Linked DNA regions of Homo sapiens: region 2 is linked to region 1. Evidence: chromatin loops called from intact Hi-C (ENCODE). Cell type or tissue: heart left ventricle. All regions are shown on one strand. Each heading gives the region's core, and the rest is flanking DNA. Links, peaks and the distances in the headings are about the cores only. Region 1 overlaps CPEB1 (cytoplasmic polyadenylation element binding protein 1). Region 2 overlaps CPEB1 (cytoplasmic polyadenylation element binding protein 1).

Region 1 (8,334 bases), core at 141-8,140:
AGTCTCCCAAGTAGCTGGGATTACAGGCACCCGCCACCACACCTGGCTAATTTTTTGTATTTTTAGTAGAGATGGGGTTTCGCCATGTTGGCCAGGCTGGTCTCAAACTCCTGACGTCAGGTGATCCACCCACCTCGGCCTCCCAAAGTGCTGGGATTACAGGCACGAGCCACTGTGCCTGGCCTGTTTCAGTTGTTTTAGATGAAAGAATATATGTTTAATTTTTAAAAATGGTCCTTGAAAACAATTAGCCACAATGGGGATTCTCAAAACAAGGACTGATAATTACAGTCAACCCTTGAGCAACACTACGTTGGACTGTGCAGGTCCACTTACATGCAGATGTTTTTCAACCAAAGCTGGAAAATGTGGTATTCAAGGGATGTAAAACCCACACGTATGGAGGGCTGACTTTTCTGGTATAGGTGGGTTCCTCAGGACCAACTGCAAGACTTGAGTATGTGCGGATTTTGGTATACTCTGGGGGTCCTGGAACCAATTCCCTACATATACCAAAGGACAACTACTGTTTTTAGTTGTAAATTCTTTTATTTATTTTTTTAACTTGGCGTTAGAAATAATTCCCACAAAAATGCAGGAGTATGTGAGCAGTAAATAGCGTAATGTTTGAGGGAGAGGCATATTAAGGGAGTGACTAACTTGTGGCATTTGCTTCTGTCGTACAGGAAGGCAAATGAGAGAAGGGCATACTTGGGGGTGGGGGTGGTTTTTGTCTCTTCTGACTTGTACAAAAGAAAAATGTAAGTCATGAGCTAGCCCAATTCTCTTTTAGTTTACGCTGAGTTAAAAGTTCAGGGAGTCATCTTTCTTAGTTCTAATACATGTTCTGTTTTTCTCCTTTGAGAAAATTGCATGTATTATGTCCCAGTAAGAATGACAGGCCAGGCATGGTGACTTAAGCCTGTAATTAAGGCTGGAGCAGGTGGATCACTTGAAGCCAGGAGTTTGAGACCAGCCTGGGCAACATGGTGAAACCCCGTTTACAAAAAAATAGAAAAATTAGCCAGATGTGGGGTGTGCACCTAGTTGCAGCTACTTGGAGGGTGAAGTGGGAGGATCACTTGAGCCTGGGAGGTCGAGACTGCGGTGAACTGTGGTTGTGGCACTGTACTACAGCCTGGGTGACAGAGCAGGACCCCTGCCCACCTCTGCCAAAAAAAAAAAAAGTATGACACTCAACAATTCAACAATGACTTAAACCTCACTGGGTTGTTTCAGAGATGCTGGAAACTTTTCTAGTTTACAGGAAAATATTTTTCAGCTAATACTAGGTGTTGGACTTCAGGGAAAGGACCCATGATTGATGGGAGAGGAGCTTTCCAGAGTGTATGTTTGCAGCTGTCCAGGGAGCCCAGTGACTTCACTGGTAAGATGCCAGGGTCTGGTGACGATGTTGTTACCATTATACTCTGCCCAGGGTCAGTAGCCGAAGTACAAGTTAAAGACTTCTCGGGCTCTTCAGCTCCTTCTCAGCCTCTTAGAACATTCTAAGAGAAGCAGGAGGAAGATCTTGAGGAAATTGGGAAACCTGGGTTCTAAGCTTGACCCTGGGCAGTGAGATAAAGAGGTCAGTTTTCTCAGCTGCAGGACAGAATGGTACCTGCTCAACCTGCCTCACAGGTTTCTTATGGGGCTCAGATGTTAAGACAATACTGCAGATTTAAGGGAACTCAAGGAATTCTAGGAAAGGTTTCTGTCAAAGGTAGCTGATGTTCTTGAGCCTTTCACGTATACCCAGCCCCTCCCATGTGTGGTGAACTCTCTCTGCTTTCCACTTGTGATTCAGCTCAGGGCTGTGGGCCTGTATTCTCGAATGGTGAAACAAGGATGCCTGGCCTACAGCAGAGAGCATTTTTTCTGTGGTCACCAGCAAAAATACCAACCTTGTGATTAATGAGAAAGTAAACTAGGATATATATTTTTCTATGAAGAACCTTAAGAAATAACCCAAACTTGTAGCTTCTGATCAAAAGTAATTTTGTTCCTTGAAGGAAATAATCAGAATTATGAAAACCTAAGATTGTTTATGGACAGCATTATAACTAGGGACAATTTGGCAACAGAATGTTAAGTAAATGATAGGAGAGCTATACCATGGAATATCATGTACCATAAAATATAATGTTTATAGAAGACTACTTAATGGCAAAGAAAGATAACTACAGTGTCTGAAATGAAAAAAAGCGAAGTGTAAAACAGGTGTAAAAAAAAGTGTAAAAAGAATGGCCTTAAATATATATGCATAGAAAAACACTGGAATGATATAAATGTGACAGTGAAGGTAGGTAATAGCAGAAAAAAATTATGGGTAATTTTTTTTTCCTGAGACGGAGTCCCGCTCTGTTGTCCAGGCTGGAGTGCAGTGGCGTGATCTCGGCTCACTGCAACCTCCAACTCCCGGGTCCAAGTGAGTCTCCTGCCTCAGTCTCCTGAGTAACTGGGATTACGGGTATGCCCCACCACGCCTGGCTAATTTTTGTATTAGTAGAGATGGGGGTTTCACCACATTGGCCAGGCTGGTCTTGAACTCCTGACCTCAAGTGATCCACCTGCCTTGGCCTCCCAAACTGCTGGGATTACAGGCGTGAGCCACCGCACCTGGCTGGGTAATTTTTTTCTGTATGCTTTTCCCCACTAGTTCTTCTAAAACAAACATTTTGTAATAAATTTTCAAATGGTGTGTTTCCTAACACAGTGTTTCACATTGCTAGTTGCATGCATAACCCAGTTGATAAAGCATCATTGGAAAAGTGCTGTGATAGGGTCAGGAAGAGGTTGGTTTGGTTTGAGAACTAGGAAACACTTCTGGTTAAAGCAGCATTTGAAATAGGCTTTGAAGAGAATTAAAATTACTTTAGTCTTAACTGGATGTTGAGTAGATTATTTTTTTTCTGTTGCTCCAGAATTGGCCATTAGGGCCCAAAGCTGAGACTAAAGAGCTGTTAAATGACCTGTGGTGTAATGAGAATCCCTAAGAGGTGGGACCAGATACCTCCCGCCAGGGCTTACCAAAAGGTCACAGAGCTGTCCCTCCTACCACAAACATTAGCTCAACCCTTCCCTGGCTTATAAAGAGGATCACATAAGGAGGGGGGTAGCATTTGAAGTGATTCCGTCCCCGTCCGTGGAGGAGGGTGGGGTAGGATGTGGCTTTGTCATTTAAGCCAAGCAAGAGGGTCTTCCAAGAGAAGTATTTGTATAGATGGAGAATGCTTCCAAGAAAGAAGACAAGGTTGAACCCCTGGTTAGACAGCTGACTTGCTGTCTATCCCTGACTGAATAGAAATTAATGAAGAAGAGATGTGGGCTGGGTGCAGTGACTCATGCCTGTAGTAATCTCAGCACTTTGGGAGGCCGAGGTGGGCAGATCACTTGAGGTCAGGAGTTTGAGACCAGCCTGACCAACATGGCGAAACCTTGTCTCTATTAAAAATAGAAAAATTAACCGGGCATGATGGTGCGTGCCTGTAGTCCGGGAGGCTGAGGCAGGAGAATTGCTTGAACCGGGGAGTCGGAGGTTGCAGTGAGCCGAGGTTGCACTCTGTATTCCAGCCTGGGTGATAGAGTGCGACTCTGGAGAGAGATGTGGCGGGGCAGGGAAAGAGTAGCTGGAGCATCTGAATTCCCCGTTTATATACAAGAAAGTTATGACTTGCTGTGGTTTAAGAGGGTTTTGCAAAGGCCTGAGCTTTTGGGCTAGTACCCCACCAAGAAGGCCCTTGTTGCATGATGGGTGGTAGGAGCTAGGGTGGGGCTGGAAGGTCAGGCCAGAGCTGGATTTCCTACCCCAACAACTGTCTAGTGGAGATGACAGGGATGTCTGCCACCTAGAGGGCCCTCTCCACATTCCCTAGTCCTTTAAGCCATAGACCTTTTGGAATCTGTGAGGAATGGAGAAAATGGGCTGCAAATGGACATGTGATTTAAGCATTAATGTGTTGAGTTGTTAGTAACGGTGTCTGTAAAGATGTGAAAAGTGGTGAAACATCATTAAGGGATGTCTTAACTGCTATATGGGTAGGGAGACTTAATATTTAGGATGGAGGCAATGATTGGAGGAGCAGTTTCATATTAATTCACTGAGATGCCATTTCTCAATAATCAGTTAAAATAGCTTGGAGGTTTAGAAAGGAATTGACTAGCCAAAGCAGTCCTAAGTAAGGTTTAGCACTGATATGTTTATTTAACAGTTTTTAAAAACTGAAATATAATACACATACAGGAAAGTACATGCTGTATCATAGGCGAAGAGCTCCAACTTTCCCAAACTGAACACAACCATGTAACCAGCTCTCAGACCTAAATAGACTGCTGACTTTTAATGTAGGACCAAAGAATTGTATAGTTGTAGCCTGATGTTAGATTTTTTTTTTTTTTTTCTGAGATGGAGTTTCACTCTTGTTTCCCAGGCTGGAGTGCAATGGCGGGATCTTGGCTCACCGCAACCTCTGCCCGGGTTCAAGTGAGTCTCCTGCCTCAGCCTCCTGAGTAGCTGGTATTACAGGCATGTGCCACCACCCCTGGCTAATTTTGTATTTTTAGTAGAGACGGGGTTTCTCCATATTGGTCAGGCTGGTCTTGAACTCCTGGCCTCAGGTGATCCGCCTGCCTCGGCCTCCCAAAGTGCTGGGATTACAGGCGTGAGCCACTGCACCTGGCCTGGATTTTTTTTTTTTTTTTAAGAGACATGGTGTCACTGTGTTGCCCAGGCTGGTCTCAGACTCCTGGCCTCAAGCCATCCTCCTGCCTCAGCCTCCCAAGTTGCTGGGATTACTGGCATGACTAATGTTGAATTTTTGACTGAGATGGTTTCACTTCTTATTGTACTGGATCATAAACCGTATCGTCACTAAATTGTCTGAAAAGCTATTCCAAAACAAAGTTTAATACATTCAGTCCCATCTTGCAGGAAATGATTGAAATTACTCTCATGAAGTCTTGTTTCCCACAAAATAAACTTTTATGGAACCTTACTGTGTGGCTTTAACAGTTAAGTGGCAACGATTTAACTTGTGTTGTTGAAGTTAACTTACAGAAAAGTATGAGTGTACTATTCACTGAATTTTTATATACTGAACACATCTTGTATAACTAGTCACATGTAGAGGCAAAAATTAAGAATACACCAAAATTCCCCTTGCAGTCCTTTCAGTCTCTAGTTTACAAAGGGCACTTGTTATGCTAAATTTTTATTTTTCTGAGATGGGGTATCACTGTCACCCAGGCTGCAGCACAGTTGTATGATCATAGCTCACTGCAGCCTTGAACTCCTGGGCTCAAGTGATCCTCTTGCCTCAGCCTTCTGAGTAGATGGGACTGCAATCATGCGCCACCATGCCCAACTAATTTTTTTTTTTAAGTTTTTGTAGAGACAGAATCTTGCTGTGTTGACCAGGCTGGTCTTGGACTCTTGGGCTTAAGCAAATTCCTTGCCTTGGCTTCCGAAAGTGTTGGGATTATAGGCATGAGCCACCACACCCAGTTCATGCTGACTTTTAATTGCATAGATAAATTGTACCTGATTTTGAATTTACATAAATGGAATCACAGATATGTACACTTTTTTTTTCTTTTTGAGACAGAGTCTTGCTCTGTCGCCCAGACTACAGTGCAGTGGTGTGATCTTGGCTCCCTGCATCCTCCGCCTCCCAGGTTCAAGGGATTCTTCTCCCTCAGCCTCCCAAGTAGCTGGGACTACAGGCACATGCCACCACACCCGGCTAATTTTTGTATTTTTAGTAGAGACATAGTAGAGACATACTGGCCATATTCACCATATTGGCAAGGCTGGTCTCAAACTCCTGACCTCGTGATCCGCCTGCCTTGGCTTCCCAAAGTGCTGAGATTATAGGGGTGAGCAACCACACCCGGCCCAGATATGTACTCTTTAGCTGTGAGTTTCATCCATGTTGCAACTGGTTGTGGGTCATTGATTCCTGTTGCTTTACAGTATTCCATTGTATGAATGTACCAGTGCTTATTCATTATACTGTTAATAGGCATTTGAGTTGTTTCCAGTTTGGGGCCATTGCGAATAGTGCTGCTATTATCTTTTGGTGAATTAATTTCCCTTGGTTATCTTCCTAGGAGAGGGATTGTTGGGTCATAGGGTATACGTATGTTTATCTTTGAGATGCTGCCAGTTTTTCTCAGTGGTTATACCAGTTTACACTTCCAGTGGTGTACGATGGTTTGGGTTGTTTCATATCCTCATCAATAATTGTATTGTCTTTCATTTTAGCCATTTTGGGGTGTATGTAGCAGTATCTGTTGTGGTTTTAATGTTCATGTCCTTAGTGACTGATGAAGTTGAGCACATTTTCATGTTTACTGGCCTTTGGATATCCTTTTTCTTGAAGTGTCTCTTCAGGCCTTATACTCATTTTTCTTAGGGTTATCTACCTTTTTCTTGTTTACTTGTAGCAGTTCTTTATATAGGCCACATATGAGTTCTTTGTCTGAAATATGTATTAAAATTATTTTCTTTGAGTCTGTGATTTGTCTTTGTACTCTTAATTGGCGTCTTTTGAATAACAGAAAACTTAAATTGTAATGAAGTATAATTTACTGACTTTATTCCATTGTGTTTAATGCTTGTGGCCTGTTTAAGAAATATTTGCCTATTCCAAGGTCATGAAGGTAGTATATGTTTCTTTTCTAAAGTTGTTTTACCTTTCACACTTAGATTTGCAACCCATCTGGAATTTTGTTTTGTACATGGTATAAGAAGGGGAAGATTAATTTTGTTCTGTGTGGATAGCCAGTTGACTCAGCATCATTTTGGTGAAAGAAAATTCTTTTAAATTGTATTGCCATGTTGCCTTTCTCATAAATCAGGCATCCATAGTATATGTACAGATCCGTTTCTGGATACTCTCTTCTCTTCCATTGATCTATTTATCTGTCCTTGTGTCTTAATTATTGTAGCTTTATAATAGGCTTTGATAGTTGGTAGTGAAGTCCTTCAACTTTGTCTTTTTGGATTCTTGGCTTTTCTTGGATCTTCACATTTCTATATAAATTATAGATTCAGCTCATCAGTCCAAGCTCCACCCCCTGCCCCACATACACAAAGTTCTACTGGGATTTTGATTGGGATTGCGTTGAACCTATGAATCAAGTTCTGGATAATGGATATGTTGACAAGTCTTCCAATTCAAGAAGTTGATATATCCCTTTGCTTATCTGGTCTTTAAAAATTTTCTTAGTGTTTGTAGATGTCTTGCAGATTCTTTAAGTTTATCTCTAGGTTTTGATGGTATTTAATGCTATTGTAAAGGAGTTTTTTGTTTGTTTGTTTTTTAGTGCCATTTTCTGTTTGTTTGCTGCTGTGACAGCCCTATCTAGTGTTGGCTCCAGAAGTAGATATTTCAGGTTTTGGACATTTGAGTCCTTCTTATGTGCAAATTGTTTGAGGTAACCTGTCTCCCAAATAGTCTATAGTTTTGAGATGTGAGTTTTATTGCTTTTGTTCATCTGTGAGTTTTAGAGGATATATGGAGAGATTTGGATCTAGGCAACTGCCAGTTTGCTATAGGAACCAGGAAGTCTGATTTTGCTGATCTTGTTTGAAGAATATACATATTCTGTCTCATATATACATACATACGTATTGTGCATTTGTCAAAGTGTATATGAGAGAGAATATACATATGTGTATTTATGTGTGTTTTCAATATATATGTTGACAAAATATACACAAAAAGTGTTTTTGCCTCTTAGAATGTCTAAAATTGAGAAGACTGACCTTACCAAGAATTGGCAGGGATGTTGAATAACTGAAACTGTCAAACTGCTGGTAGGAATGCAAAATGGTACAACTATTTGGAAAACAGTTTGGCAGGTTCCTAAAAGGTTAAATGTTTACCTACCATAAGACCCAGTGGTTCCACTCTTTTTTTTTTTAATAAGCTTACATTTTAGAATAGCTTTCAATTAATAGAAAAGTTACAAAGAAGTTACAAAAGTTAATAAAATTAAAAACTTTACCTGTAATCCCAGCACTTTGGGAGGCCGAGGCGGGCGGATCACGAGGTCAGGAGATCGAGACCATCCCGGCTAAAACGGTGAAACCCCGTCTCTACTAAAAATACAAAAAATTAGCCGGGCGTAGTGGCGGGCGCCTGTAGTCCCAGCTACTTGGGAGGCTGAGGCAGGAGAATGGCGTGAACCCGAGAGGCGGAGCTTGCAGTGAGCCGAGATCCCGCCACTGCACTCCAGCCTGGGCGACAGAGCGAGACTCCGTCTCAAAAAAAAAAAAAAAAAAAAAAAAAAACTTTAATAGAATTAATAACAATTAATAGAAAAGTTACA
Region 2 (8,334 bases), core at 263-8,262, 49 kb after region 1:
GCCCGGCTGATTTTTTGTATTTTTATTACAGACGGGGTTTTGCCATGTTGCCCAGGCTGGTCTCAAACTCATTGGCTCAAGCTATCCACCTGCGTTGGCCTCACAAAGTGCTGGGACTACACGTATGAGCCACCACACCCAGCCTGGAGTCAGTTTTTATTGTCAAATCAATTAGTTCAGTCAGACTTTCATTTTTTCAGAAAAAGTCTGACTTTATTTTTTTCTCAACATTTTAGTAACATTTTCAAGCATACATAAAAGCTAAAAGAATTACAAAGTGAACACCTGTAATACCACCTAGATTGAACAGTGAACATCTTGTCATATTTGCCTTATCACATATCTTTAAATTGTAGACATTGCTACAGTTTACCCCAAAATCCTTCACCATACATATCATTAACTAGTATTCAATACTATATTTGTTTATAACTTTTTTGAGGTAAAATTTATATGCAGTGAAGAGCACAAATTCTAAATGTGTCATTAGATCCATTCTGACTGATGTATCCTCACTCTCATCAAAATATACACACTGTTAGCATCACCTCAGCTACTTTCCTTGTACCCCTTCCTAATCTACCTGCCTACTTCCTGCCAGAGGCAACCACCTGATTTTTTTCACCATTTATTAGTTTTGTCTGCTCTAAAAATTCAAATAAGTGGAATTATATACATATGTAACTTATGTACGGCTTTTTCCACTCACCATAATTATCTTATTGTTGCCTGTATTATTCCTTTTTATTGCTGAATAATAGTATGGTATATGCATGTACTACATTTTGTTCTGTTGATTCTCACATGGACTGAATCCACGTTTGGGTGATTATGAATAAAGCTGCTATGACTATTCTTGCACAGGTGTTTTATTAGACATACACTTTTACTCCTCTTAGTTGAATTCCTAGGAGTAGAATTTCTGGGTCATAAGATAATATGTGTTAGTTGTGTAAGAAATGGGCAGACCATTTTTCAAAGTGGATGTACCTTTTCTCCCATTGAAAAGGAAGAAAATATATAAGCGTTTTCATAAGTACAAGGTGGATGTACCATTTACGGTAATGAAGCTTTGATTGACAACATCAAATGTTGGCAAGATGTGGTACAGTCTTTTAAATTTTAGCCATCTAGTAGGTGTGCAGTAGTGTCTCACTGTGGTTTTAACTTGGATTTCTTTGACTAATGATTTTGAGCACTTTTTGAAGTTCTTATTGGCCATTTATATAATCCTTGTGAAGTGCTTTTCAGATTTTGTGCCTTTTAACAATTGAGATTTCGTTACTTTTCAGTTAAGATTTCTTTTACTGATTTGTCAGATATGGTTGTGGGTATTTTCTCACATATTGTGGCTTGCGTAATTATTTTCTTAGTGGTATCTTGATGAGCAGAAGTTTTTCGTTGTGATAAGGTCAGCTTATCAACTTTCTCCATGATCATTGCTTTCTGTACTCTACATAAAGAAACCCTTGCTTCTATGTACTCCCCCTCCCCTACCAAGTTACAAAGATAGGTTCTTAGAGAGGCTTTGTAGTTTATACTTAGCTTTCACTTTTACGTCTCTGATATCTACTAAATTAATGTTTGTATATAGGTCAGAGTTTATTCCCTCCTCCCCATATGGTGTTCCAGTGCCATTTGTTAAAAAGTTTTTCCCCAATGAATTGCTTTAAGTCTGGTATATTGGGATTACACAGATGTGCAGATGGCCCCAGACTTAGGTTGGTTCAACTTTGGTTTTTGACATGATGATGGTGTGAAAATGATACGCATTCAGTTGAAATTGTACTTTGAGTATCCATACGACCTTTCTGTTTTTATTTTCATTACAGTATTCAATAAATTACATGAGGTGTTCATCACTTTATTATAAAACAAGTTTTGTGTTAAATTATTTTGCCCTACTGTAGGCTAGTGTCAGTTTTCTGAGCACAGTTAAGGTATGCTAGGCTAAGCTATAATGTGCAGTAAATTAGATGTATTTAAATGCATTTTCCGTTTATAATATTTTCAACTTACAATGGGTTTATCAGACCATAACCCCACTGTAGTTGAGGAACATCTGTATATTAATTTTGTGGGTATCACTTTTTAGCGCTGTTGAGTCTTCCAGTACATGAACATGGTTTATGATTTTTTTTTTTTTTTTTTTTTTTTTTTTTGAGACCGAGTCTAGCTCTGTTGCCCAGGCTGGAGTGCAGTGGCACGATCTTGGCTCACTGCAACCTCTCCCCTTCCTGGGCTCAAGCAATTCTCCTGCCTCAGCCTCCTAAGTAGCTGGGACTGCAGGCGTGTGCCACTGTGCCTGGCTAATGTTTTTTGTATTTTTAGTAGAGACAGGTTTTCACCACGTTGGCCAGACTGGTCTTGAGCTCCTGACCTCAAGCGATCTGCCTGCCTCAGCCTCCCAAAGTGCTGGGATTACAGACTTGAGCCACTGCACCTGGCCTCAAATATTTTCTTTAATCCTCACAAAACACCTAAAAGATGGCTACTGTTGCATCTTTAAAGAAGAAAAGATTCTCAGAAAGACACAGTGGCAGACCTGGTGAGCAGAGCAAGGTCTGTCAGTCATCTAAAGCTGTTGATTTTTCCAGCCTGCCACACTAATGGTTTTAACAGGTATGGCCTGCATTGAGTTGGAGCTAGTGAAGAAATCCTACAATGGTAGTGAAAATCTTTATCTAGAAGAAACAACAGATTGAGGAATGTCTGGATAAGGAGGAAGGTGAGGTCTGTGGTGGGGGTTGTAGGGGTGAGGGTAGAATTATACTGTGTGTAGAACTCCAAGCTCCTGGATGCATGTAGCCATTTGGTCTTAAATGGGTTTAACAGACCTGTTGCTCAGGCCTGGGGTCTTTCAGCTTGGGGTGGGAAGATTGTGTTAGTTGTACACATCAGTACTGTTCAAACTTTTGAGATGGGAACTACTTTGTCGCCCAGGCTGGAGTACAGTGGTGCAGTCATGGCTTTCACTGCTGCCTTGAACTCCTGGGCTCAAGCAATCTTCCCAAAGTTCTGGGATTATAGGCATGAGCCACCACACCCGACTGCTCAAACTTTTTTTGCATACATATATATTAACTGGGGATCTTGTTAAAATGCAGATCTCAATTCTGTCGGTCTTGGGTGGGGCCTGAGACTCAGTATTTATAACAAGCTCCTGGTGATGCTCATATTGCTGGTCTGCCACACTGTATTTTGAGTAGCAAGAGCATAGTTGATTCTCTCCTCGTGAGGGATGGGGGTAATCATATGCACAGTCACCCTGATTTTAATGGGTAGAAAATGGCTGCTTCTAGACATAGATGCCCTCAGATTGGGGTATGGGGATTATATAGATATTTGGTGTAGGGGAGAATAGATACTTAAATATGGATGTTTTTGAAGGAAGCATTGTGTTTTGGTAACTAATATGTATGGGTGAAGTCTAAAGTATATCCTTAGCTTGAGGGAAGGGTGAACATAGAGAAGCAGGAGGGGAGTAGTCAGGGGTAGGGGCAGCACCAGTATGGGTGATTTTTGCTAGGCCTTTGCCATGATGAACAAGGCTTTGACAAACACAGATAGGGAGCAAGCAGAATATCTACAGCCAGGAGGAATAACGTGGATGGATGACACAGCAGCAAAGCTTTAAAAAAAAAAAAAAATCTCCAAAGGAAGGAGACTGATAATTTTCCCTTCTAGGCTATGCCTGAGTGCCTGTGGACACAGGGTGTACTGCAGGAAGTTCTGAACAGCTATTTCTGTGGCAGCATTATTCTCTCGACCCTGCCATGGGAGGTCCCAGGTGGGCATGCTTCCCGTATCTGCTTGCTTCTCCTTGCAACAGGGGAGAACAAGCAGGTGGAGTGCTACCAGCTGAGTCCAGGTTTGAGCAGCCTGCCTGGTGAGTCTGGGCCTGTTGCCCTACCCTCCTTTATGAGGAAGAAGCCCAGTGACCCTGGGCTCATGTTGGAAAAGGACCGATGTGGGAGGAGATGGCAAAGAGGAAATGGCGGAAGCTCCAGAAGCTGAATTTTCTTAGTCTTTGTTGCTGGAGCTGTGAGTGGCCACAGAAATAAGCATTGGTCTTGTGCAGCACCTCTGAGAGAGGGCCTGGATGTTAGAGGCATCAGTGGCCCTCACGGCTGCCCTGTATCATGCTCAGGGCTCCTGGAAGGGCAAGAGAAGCAATATTGACAGAGCTAGGTGATTAGGTTTCAGAGTTTGGTGTTTCTAATAGGGCGTAACGATACTTCAGAGACTGTTTCTCTTGGTTTGTCAGATGCTGCTTCGAGAGTGTTTCCTCAGTCTGTGCCTACAGTTGCAGGAGGGAGGGGAGGAGCTGAGCCGCTGTATCTGTTCATGACTAATACCCATCTTGTTGGGATGAGGGAACCTGGGCACAGGGATTATCCTAGTCAGGGCAGGTCTCACTCTGGCATGTGGGTTGTGGGCCATGTCCTTTGAGGTGTACCTGGAACAGCCCAGTGACTCTCCCCCACTCTGCCAACGCTTACCCCCTTTCTCTGTGATAAGCTGCTCTAGACAAGCCTGGAACACCAGGTGTTGTTCCCCAGGGTCCAAGTGTACAGTATTTTTCTGAAGGTTATCTTGTTCCTCAGTGGTAAACACTGCTGTGTCAGGGTGCTGCTCAGGGGCCACTTGGAGCACAGATTTTTGCTAGCAGGACTGTGAAGCTTTGCATTGGGCTGCAAAGCCAGGGCTTGAGCCAGCAGCTGGAGAGAGTCCAGGACTAGAGTGTTTTTGGGTTTGGGGGTGGAGAGCAGGGGGAGGGAAAGGGAGGGGCAGGAGGGCAGAGCCACACGAGCAGGCAGTCGGCTGCTTTGGCTCTGCTGTCGGCGGAGAGGACTTCAGTCGTGCGTGAGGGCTGCTTGGCCACCATTGCTGGAGACCGGAGGGCGCTGCCTTGCAACCCAGACTTAACGGCACTGCACCGGGACTATTCCAAGTAGCTGTTGTGCTGTCTTTCCCTGGGAGGCAAGTCTCCTCCCTGTCGTCCCCTCCTGCTCCTCCCCCGTTCTGTGAGGGATGATGCCGCTCTCTATTGCACGGCTCAGCCGGCTGATGTCACTGGCAGCGGGAAGCATCAGCAGCCTGATCACATGCTGGCCCAGTCTGTAATGCAGACGGGATAGGGGTGTGTGTGTGAGGGGAGGGGGCCTGTATGGCAACTGCTCTTGCCCCAGCGTCCCCAAAAGTGCAGAGGCAGCGGCTGCAGCATCCAGCCAGCTTGGATGTCTGGCCTGTGAGCCTGGGGAAACTATTATTAATAATATTTACTGTTGATAATATTGGGGAAAACAGCCCTTAACTCTGAGGTTTCTGCTGTGCTCCTTTCCAAAACAGACTTCCAGGACTCTGAAGAAACAGTTACAAGCAGGATGCTTTTCCCAACCTCTGCGCAAGAATCTTCCCGTGGCCTCCCAGATGCAAATGACTTGTGCCTTGGCCTGCAGTCCCTCAGTCTGACAGGCTGGGACCGACCCTGGAGCACCCAGGACTCAGATTCCTCAGCCCAGAGCAGCACACACTCGGGTGAGTGCCAGAGAATGAGTTGGCTGGGGTAAGGGGATGCATGGGGGTGGTGAACGAAGATATCCACAGCAACAGTTGTTCTGTTCCCCTTTGCATCACTCCCCACCATACACACATACAACATGGAGCTGTTTTGCAAGAGATGGAAATGCAAGCTGTGAGTGTGGCAGGACAGATGGCTCCACGTAAAGGCAGGCATGGCTCTTCCACTTACCCTGATAAATTCCCTGGAGTTGTTAGTCTGCACCTGGAGTGGCCCTGAGGAGGGTCCCCAAGGCGTGGTGGCCTTGTGCAGAAAAGATCCAGCTAACCCCCTGGTGCCCAGGCCTGTCTTGGAGATGATGAAGCAAAACACTTTTAGGTGGGGGAGGGGAGTTAAGGGGTTGATTACTGGATGACCAGAATTACTCAGTGGTTTTAAAAACCAGGGAGTTATATGAAGAGTGAGTGGTCTCTGAATCATGGCAAGGGAAGGATTTTAACCTCAGATGAGGCTGGATAATGCACTGAGATATTTGGAATTGACTTAACATAGGGTTCAGAGCATTGATCCTGGAAAGGGGTAGGCAGGGTGAGTGGGGTGGGGTAACTCCCAGCTATAGAATCTTTTTTTTTTTTCCCTTTGTGTTGAGAGTGACCAGCTGGATAAAAGAAGAGCCACTCCCCTTTAGGATCCCTTGTCTTCTTGGTAGGGTTCAGTGGGGACAAACTAAAGGGACTTCTTGGCAGCCCCCCCTTAAATTGCTTCTGCTTATACCTTCTGTTACCTGTTTATTTCCCTCTTGTGGTACAAGGAGGAGGGTTGCCTAAATACAAGTCTTGGAGTATTCAGGAAGAAATGTGAACTTAAACACTACAGGTATACTTACAAGCTACATATTTTGCTTTATGTAAATTATAATAAAGAGGTATTGGCAGCAGATACTCTAGGAAAATGAAAAGGTGGTAAGGGGCGGGGGGGAGGGGGTGGTACAGCCATTCGCTGTTGGTACTGACAGTGGGAAACACCAAGTCTGCTGTCCTTCCCTTCCCTCCCTGGTCCAGGAACCGGCAGCCATGGCAGCAAGGTACTGTCTTGTTGATTTCTGTGGCCTCCACCCTGTTTGGCGCAGGTCTTTTTTTAGAATGCTTTGCAGAGCCTGGGCCCGTTGTGTCTGTTAGGCATTTTAATGCCCAGTTGTTTTGGTAAAACCCCATTTAGGAGAGGGGTATTGAAATTGTTTTATGTGGATGTGGATGGGGAGAGCTTTACCTTAAGTAACTATCTCTGGGTTAAGATAGGGTTTCTTGAAGTACTGGCCTTCTGCTGACTCAGGTTTTTCCAGAAAGGTCAGCAACTACCCTGTTCCCCTGGGCAAGGAAGTATGGTATCACTGTTTGGTATTCTATGCCTGGAGACCACGGTACTTTGTTTTGTGTGTTCTTGACGCCAACCTTGGGGGCCTATGAAGCCAGCCTCCCCTGTCCTCACTTCCACCGTATCTGAGCAAAAGATAGAAGAACTCACACAGGAGATGGGCACCTGTCTGTGGGTGATCAGTGTTTGACCAAGGCACTGTCTTTCATTGGCATCAGGTTGAAGTATAGCCCTTCTTTGGCTCTCATTCTCTAAGCTACAATGCTCTTTCTGAAATACATTATAACATTGGGCCCATAGAAATGCAGGTGTGCCCCACTGGGGGCTTGGAGAGCTTGGTCTGAAAGTTACTATGAAATTGAGCTATTAAAAGTAGCTTGGATCTAGTCATAATATCCACAGCTTCTCCACCACCTGAAAGGCCTGTGCTTGTAGCTGTTTGTCTCTGAAATAGAAATGGTTTTTCTTTTCCACTTTCCATCCCAAGCACTTTAGTGATAAATATTACATGATTTTGTCGACCAGGGAGGGACTGCAGCCTGAGCCTCAGAATTCATAAGGACCAGAACCAGAGTTGCCCCAGCAGTATGATCTGGCTGTGTAGGCAGGTTAGTGTGGGTATGTTTTCCTTTCTGAGGGTTGAGGACACACCCATCCCTAATCGTCATGTTGCCTTTGGTTTTGGAGCTGTGGTGACAGCCATTGCTCTTCTTTCCCTGGGCTCTGGGCCTTCTTGGAAAGCCCACATGAGGGTACTACCTCCTGGAGTAGGATGCAGCCCTCCCACCAGCCAGCTGCAGTGCCAGATCGTGCACCCTCACCAGCAATGCGGGAACATGCAGCCCACATTCCAGTGCCTACACTGCCTTTCCGTCTGAAAACCAGCTAGCTCAGTTGCTTCAGTGAGGGAGGAGGCTTTCAACAGCTCTGGGCATTTTCGGAGTTATCCTTGCAGATACCCTGTTACACTGTTGTCTCTGTGTAGAGACCAAGATGCAAGCTTATTCCTTGAGCTCTGCTTGGTGATATATTGCCCAAGGCAGCTATGGCATCACATCTGACCATCTTCTACCACTCTTAAGTAATGAGCAAGGTTGGAGATAGTAGGGCTGTTGGCTAAATTCATCTGGCAAACGTCGAGCATTCGTTGTGTGCAGCACTGGAAGTACAACATTGATTAAGATAAAATTGTTACCTTTAAGAATCTCCGTGGCTATCAAAGGAAAACAAATGAGGAGGTATACCGAGTGCTGCATCTGCTATGATAGGGGCTTTCATTTTTTCCCCTAAGGATTTTCTTCATTGTAACAACCTTTCATTGGATTCTTAGCTTTAGGCTGGTACATGGATACCATTCTCCAGGGGCCAGAGTACTTCTGCTATCTAGATTTCCTTGGCCTCAGAGTCCTGCAAGAAGACCCTGGGATAGAGTCTGT

The links. Peaks named below come from ENCODE experiments on the same cell type or tissue, not always from the same donor. Only the 100,000 strongest peaks of a DNase experiment are listed, where the experiment ranks them.
Region 2: a loop joins it to region 1, with 7 times the contacts of the local background. A loop is called at or near these places in 3 of 110 quality-filtered maps.

The regions. Positions count from the first base shown.
Region 1 is chr15:82,617,687-82,626,020 of GRCh38, reverse strand. All of the region lies in intron 3 of CPEB1 (cytoplasmic polyadenylation element binding protein 1), which reads left to right. Among named protein-coding and RNA genes, the nearest start is that of CPEB1, 26 kb to the left of the region's middle. In heart left ventricle, for the core only: no CTCF peak of the experiment used is centred there; no DNase peak of the experiment used is centred there.
Region 2 is chr15:82,568,551-82,576,884 of GRCh38, reverse strand. It overlaps CPEB1 (cytoplasmic polyadenylation element binding protein 1), which reads left to right. Exons shown (of 13, transcript NM_001365242.1): 4 at 5,353-5,541. Among named protein-coding and RNA genes, the nearest start is that of RPS17, 32 kb to the right of the region's middle. In heart left ventricle, for the core only: no CTCF peak of the experiment used is centred there; DNase peaks (open chromatin) are centred at 4,794 and 5,101; H3K4me3 peaks cover 1,401 bases.